Regions from separate parts of the Mus musculus genome. Here region 2 is linked to region 1. A link is a contact called in ENCODE Hi-C or POLR2A ChIA-PET data. All regions are on one chromosome and are shown on one strand. The core of a region is the stretch at or near the end of the contact, and the rest is flanking DNA. Distances in the headings are between cores, read along the strand shown.

Region 1 (3,284 bases), core at 733-3,232:
TATATATGAATATTTGGTACCTGGAAGTTATATATAGCATGCGGCTGTACCCTCTCTACATTGTAAGGAACATGTTTTGATGTACAAGGCAGCACAAGATTCCAACTTCATATACTCATAATTTTCCTACAGTTTAGCAACATTTATTAGGAAATATCTATTACTCTAGATATGGCAAGAAACTCATTGAAAATCCCATTAGTAGAACAAGGTTGTCTGAAGCCCATGCTTTCTGGGAGTAGACTTCAATGCCATAAGCCAGGCTCCGGCTCACTAACACTCAATTGGACTGAGGAGTGACAATATAAGCAAGATCACTGAAAATAGTGATAGGAGCTGTGGAGGAGAAACCCTGCAAAACACACACACACACACACACACACACACACACACACACACACACACAAAAACCTGTGTGTACTCTGTGAATGCAAAACTCTTACAAGGAGTCTTTGTGTGCAGACACTGGTGGCCCATGTGGAAGTTCACGGAGGGGCAGAGCCTGGAATTCTGCAGGTTCAGGGTTAGCTGTCTTACCTTGGGTTGGTTTTCTCTTCAGGGACAGTCATTACCTCACTCTATAGTGGACCACACAGCTTGTGACAATAGATAAAAAACCTCTCAGAATCCACTGACAAGGCAGAACATGAAATTCTATCAGTCCAAAAGCTAAAACCTCATCAGATGGTATCTTAGGTAAATAGAATATCTCCGATGACTCTATGAGACACACACCAATGTATTTTAAATTTTCCTTGGTTAATGACATTCTCTGTTCTGTAAAACCATGAAACTGCCTTGTGTTGAAGCACAGAATTTGGATTAACCTAAGTCTGTATTCTCAGATAATGGCCACTCAAAAGGCTGACTAAACTGTCTCTTAACCCTTTAAGAGGAGAACTGCATTTTGCATGGACAGGAACCTATGTGAAAATTATAAGACCCCAAGTGTGCCAGAGCTTTCTGAATTTTTCTTACAACCACAGGAAAACATGAGGAAATCATTCTAGAAATGTCCAGTGAGCAGCAGTAAAGCTGGGTGCCAGATACAGGGACAGAGTGCATTTAAGAGAATTTAGATATTTCTGATAATGTGAACAGACAGAAGAAAATCATGTGACCAGAGGAGGGCCATCTCCTTTCTCTTTCAGAGACATTCCAGTCCCTTCCAGAGATCATGAGTTCCATTTCTCTCATCTCACCAAGTCATCTCTCATATCTGAGAAGGAGTCCAAATTTTGGACAGAACACATACTAAGAATTGTTGAGTATTATTGTCTAGTGTTTTTTTTTTTTAGCAGAAGGGCAAAATTCATAATTATTTGGATTGTGCAAACACTGGTTCATATCAATTACAGGACTACTCTGTGGCTATACAGCCATGTATTGTGGTGATTCAGGTACAGGATTATACATCCTGAGTTCTTATTCAACCCGAGGCATCCATAAATCTAACACTTTATTCCAAAGGAAAAGGAACTAACATTCCACACAACAATCACCCTCACGGGACTCTTTGTCCCTGGCACTAGGAACTTTAGGAAGATTTGTGAAGTCAAACTCCAGTACTAGATAGAACACAGAGTATAGGAGGCGCTAGATGTCCAAGTGTTCTAAATCTCCTGAGAATCTGACTACAGCCACGTGAGAACGGGTCAGCTAGGCAGAGCATATTTCCCCAGTAAAGATGAGTGCGCTCCTTTCAGCATCTCAGAAATAAGCAGTCAGCAGACCCAGCCTGCCCTTGCCATCCTGTTGTTTCCAACTTTCTTCCCTAGCCTAGGTCAGCACAACATCTCCAGGTCAGCAGCTTGCCCTGTCTCATAACAAGCCCAGATAAGCTCCTTCCGTGCCCGATACGCCACCCTGCACAGTCCCTCAGATCTGCAAGGTTGCGGTGTTCCCTGCACCAACCTCCATGTCAGAGATCCAAACGAAGGTTTCAACAGGACAGACGCCTAACTCTGGGGAGAAGTTAAGTTTGAAAATCAAATGCGGAAGTTTGATAGCAACGGCCAGCCTTCTGATGACGTCACAGGCATCCGGACTACATTTCCCACAAATCAGTGCGAAGAACTTCCATGAACCCACAGAACTGGGTTGTTCACCTGCTGGTATCCTGACTGTGATTCCTTGAAGTTGGGAAGAAACAGTCTTCTGCACTTGGGCAGTCACAGGGCATTTGGATTCATTTAAAGTTCTGTGGTCCCAGCACGCAATGTTAGCCTGTGAGTCGACCCTTTCACAGTGATGTTTATCAGGTTTCTTAGTTATTTCTGCTAGAACACCGTGATTTTAAACTATCTTACTACCACATGGAAAACTCGCACTTTCATGACTTGCTTTACTTAAAAATATGGAAGCAAGAGCTAATTTAAGGTGCTCTTGAAACCATCCTTGGTGACCCTGCCTGCTACGCAGCATATCAGGTGCTTAAGACAAAAGACTTAGAATTCAAAGCCAGCAACCATCAGGTATTTTCTGAGCACTTGCTTTCCTCTGCATCTCTCCCAAGAGGAGGAGCAGAGCTCCTGGGATCGCAGTGGTGTATGTCCTAACTCTTGGTCCATTTTGTATTATAGGATTTCTGCCTGTGTTAGGTTTGATGTTCCGTATTGAATTCTCCGTCTCTCATGTGAGCCTGTCATCGTTCATATTTGGCAATATTTGAACATCAGTGGTATCCGCCTTGAACTTCCGTTATTTCTCCGAAGCAGAACACCGAGATAATTCCTTCTTGAATACAAAGGTATCAGAAATATGTTCATAGCATTGCCAAATGAGGTCGGTATATTAAAGAAGTTACACTGGAAACATACAATATTGAGAATTCCCATCTCTTCTTGGGAAGGTTTATTCCTGTGAAGTTCAAGCTTGAGTCAAAGTTACAAACCCCATTGCAGAAAAGGCTTCATACTTCCCTGATATATTATGATTCAAAAGGAAGCTGTTTCAGAGCAAAGACTGTGCAGAGTCCCTATTGAGTTCTTTGTCAGGGAGTGTGTTTACCTATGGATGCAGAACACCTTCCTCGATTTAGAGAAACTAGAGTCAAGAAGCAGTACATTCACCTGGACACTTGATTGGCATGTCTGTTTAGAATGAGGTCATGAGTGGTCTGTCCTCCTCCTGAATATTGCAGTGGAAGGCATTGTCAGCAACCACAAGGACAGAATTTCTGAGCATAGCAAGTTTTCTAATATGTGTATGTGTTGAGGTTCGGTGTGTTGCTATGTTTTGTTATGCTAAATTCTCTACTCAAAGGTCTAGACTCTCTACTGACT
Region 2 (3,361 bases), core at 252-2,751, 120 kb after region 1:
ACAAAATCCACAAATCTGAACTGTACATTTACGAAAGAGTTTGACCAAGGGTCAGGAACTGAAACAGGCAGTGTGTGTGCAATCTTACAGTGAGGGCACCTCTGGTGTCCTTTGTTAACACCTTGTGACAGATTTTACAATCCCATGCTTTACAACCTCTAAGGTTCCTAACCCTGGAGGCAATTTTTTAAAATCTGTCTTTCTTAGGAAGATTTTAATTAATCCTCCATTGAGAAACAGCTCAAGCCGGGCGTGGTGGCGCACGGCTTTAATCCCAGCACTCGGGAGGCAGAGGCAGGCGGATTTCTGAGTTCGAGGCCAGCCTGGTCTACAAAGTGAGCTCCAGGACAGCCAGGGCTATACAGAGAAACCCTGTCTCGAAAAAACCAAAAAAAAAAAAAAAAAAAAAAAGAGAAACAGCTCAATATCCTTTTAGCAAACATGGGTGTCAAGCTACTTTCAAGTGAGGAACTGAACAGCCTCCATGAGGGATTCCTATTCCAAGTGAATCTTCTTTAAATCCACAATTCATTTCAAAGAAAGTGGGATAAATATCACGTACACCAATGCTCCCTTCAGGACTCTGACCCTGGAACCTAGCAAGTTCTGTCACCTCAAAGCAAGACAAGAATAACTGCATGTGCGATGAATTAAAGACTAGCTCCATTTCCAACTGAGCGTTGTACAACACAGCAACAAAAACAAACAGCAAACAATAGTAACCGGACATGCATTCTGCTTTTTTTAATCTCTCTTAGCTGTGCTTGCTCAGAAAACAAACAAAAAATATAATGCCTTATGAAGCAGACCATCCCAAGTTGAGACAACTGTGTTTTGTGACTTAAAGAATTCCAACCCCTGTCTACCCTTTTGCAGCAGTTCTCAAACTGGCAAAGGAGATTGTGGCTCTAAATAAAGCAGTTTTGTTTCGTTGGTTTGTTTTTTACCTTTTAATTCCTAGTTTTATTTGGTGATCTTTCTCAGTGGTCCTGAACTCCGTAACAGACAGCCATAAAGTACAGAAAGGACCAGATCTCCTCTTATCTAAACATACTGAGCGATCCAGTAACATCCACGTGAGAGTGACCCAGCTAATACTTCCACCAGAAAGCTGGAAAGTGAACGCCCAGAATCACCATGACCAGGCAAAGACCTTCACCCAGCCAACATTGCCTAGGCAATCCTTGAACTTACAAGCTTCTCCATTCCTTGAATTCTGTCGGTCTAAACAGAGGTCAGTCCCACTAACCCCCGCAGCGCCCTCTCACCAGCCCTGTCCAGAAAGCTCCTCCAAATCAGCTCCTCCCAGCTTCCATTCCACCCGGTCCCTGTTCCCTCCGGACCTATGCACCCCGCACAGACCCTGGGGTGACTGAACCCTGGACCAACCTCCATGTCAGAGATCCAACGGGAGAGCACAGCAGGACCAGAGTCTGGCCCAGCTTTGGATAAGAGCCGCACATGCTTACCAAAAGCTGAACTCTTGTTTACCAAAGTACCGATCTGTGACGTCACCGTGCTACAGACTACATTTCCCACAAGTCTGTGCGATGGCGTTGCAGGAGTCTTAGGAGAGTGAGTTGTACTACAAAATGGTCCTGGATTTCTGCATTGATGTCTGTCACCTAGTTAGTGTCGCCTAGTTAAGAAGCATGGAGGCCACGAACTGAGCCCAGTTCTAACGAGCCGAGTGCATTCCTCAGTTTCTGTGGTCCAGCTTAAAGGGGCAGAGGATTTTCTTGGCAAAGTTCTTAATTTCTTCATTTCCGGTGAAATTTACAGCTATTTGAGGAAACTGCCTCAAGGCTTTGGCTTAATACCCAGTACTGCACATACTTAAGTGAGCCGCGTTCTCCTGTATTGACACCCTGTGTGAATATTTGTCAGTGTACTGAGTTACCAAGATGGTAAGAGATAGAGACACTCCAGGATGTGATAAGCTTTAGCAAAAGCCGCCGGGGAATCAGCTTCTGATGGACTGACAGCCAATGTGTCGGGTTTACCAGGATTGTTTTATAACTGAGGTTATGCTAAGCTTTTGATATTCCCAAAGAAGACAATGCCATGGATTTTAGGTAACAATCACGGATTATTTACAGGAGATCACCACAAGGCTTAAGCGCCATCACTCTGGATGCCCTGTGCAATGGCTCTTCTAGAAATCAACTACAAGCCGTACACAGATCACAAGCCACTGCAGGAAATCGTTTTCATGTGAATATTGGAATCCATTCGTGTCGGAGGTTAGTCAAGAGAAACAGACTAAATCATCGAACAATTTTATTTATTTATTTAGATTTTTCGAGACAGGGTTTCTCTGTTTAGACCTGGCTGTCCTGGAACTCACTTTGTAGACCAGGCTGGCCTCAAACTCAGAAATCTGCCTGCCTCTGCCTCCGGAGTATCGAACAATTTTAAAGTCCTCCTCTCTGTTGTTTATCAGTAAAGATCGCCCAGATCCATCGCAGATCCTTTGTCCATATTTTCAACCTTTAGCTTATGTAAGTGTTGTGGGTTGTCCTGATGTTGTTTGAATTTTCATGTTAATTCTGCATCCTCAAGAGGGGTGGCCCCCGGGAGAGTGGTGGATCAAGTACTCAGGTGCTCTCCTGTGAATCTTCTCCCCATTTACTGGTCAATAAAAGCAAAAGCCTGTGATTGGGCCGTGGAGAGGAAAGGTGAGAGAGGAGATCTTGGAGAGCGAGAGATGGGGAGGGAGAGATGACAGGAGAGGAGGAAGCAGCAGCTAAGATGGAGCTGAACCACGTGACCAGGAGAAACTGCAGATAACCAACGGTCTCCTAGCTGGGGATAAGTTAGTATAGTTCTGCCAATCTAGGTTTATTGCTTATAAATATAATAACTGGATTGTATGTGTTTTTGTACGGGACTATTGGAGTTGAAGATTACTGTTACATGTAAGAAAGTTAGTTTTAGTGAGTCTCAGAAATATTTCTCTTAGTTACTGTACCTCACTTTGGAACTTGGCCTTTACATGAACCTGATGAACAGAAGTCTGTAAGATTCTCTGAATAATCTGAAGCACAAAGTGGAACTCAGTGATTTTGCTTCATATGGATCTGATTTGCGTTTGCTTACTCCTCAGCCATCTACTTATCTTTCACATTTACATGTATTCTTGTGTTCAAAACCATGTTTTACGGCATGTATGGCCAGCAAGCTTCCATAATAGTTCATTTCCTGTCCCTGGCCATCTTGTTTGCAATCTTAATTTCTCTAAGTATTTTATACATTGTTTAATTAATACCCATAAATACACTGTTCAACAGCCTCACTCTTGTTTCTGACTTTCCATAATATTAGTCATCATAGAACTAGGGAAAAAAATACAATGACACAT

What was found. Hi-C counts contacts between places; a loop is a spot of excess contacts on that map. ChIA-PET counts read pairs that join two places held with the same protein, here RNA polymerase II (POLR2A).
Region 2: a loop to region 1 is called in a map of heart, with 1.8 times the contacts of the local background. The contact joins the promoter of Zfp874b here to the promoter of Zfp953 in region 1. A Hi-C loop is called at or near these places in 1 of 37 maps with a recorded cell type or tissue (heart). POLR2A ChIA-PET finds 5 or more read pairs at or near these places in 2 of 5 experiments (Patski and embryonic stem cell).

Annotation. Positions count from the first base shown.
Region 1 is chr13:67,358,590-67,361,873 of GRCm38, forward strand. Zfp953 (zinc finger protein 953) reads right to left here and starts at 1,983. Exons shown (of 4, transcript NM_001038651.3): 1 at 1,915-1,983. The coding sequence starts at 1,920. It overlaps Gm17039 (predicted gene 17039), which reads left to right and starts at 2,076. Exons shown (of 2, transcript NR_167764.1): 1 at 2,076-2,474; 2 at 2,583-3,284.
Region 2 is chr13:67,482,752-67,486,112 of GRCm38, forward strand. Zfp874b (zinc finger protein 874b) reads right to left here and starts at 1,502. Exons shown (of 4, transcript NM_001076791.2): 1 at 1,390-1,502. The coding sequence starts at 1,395.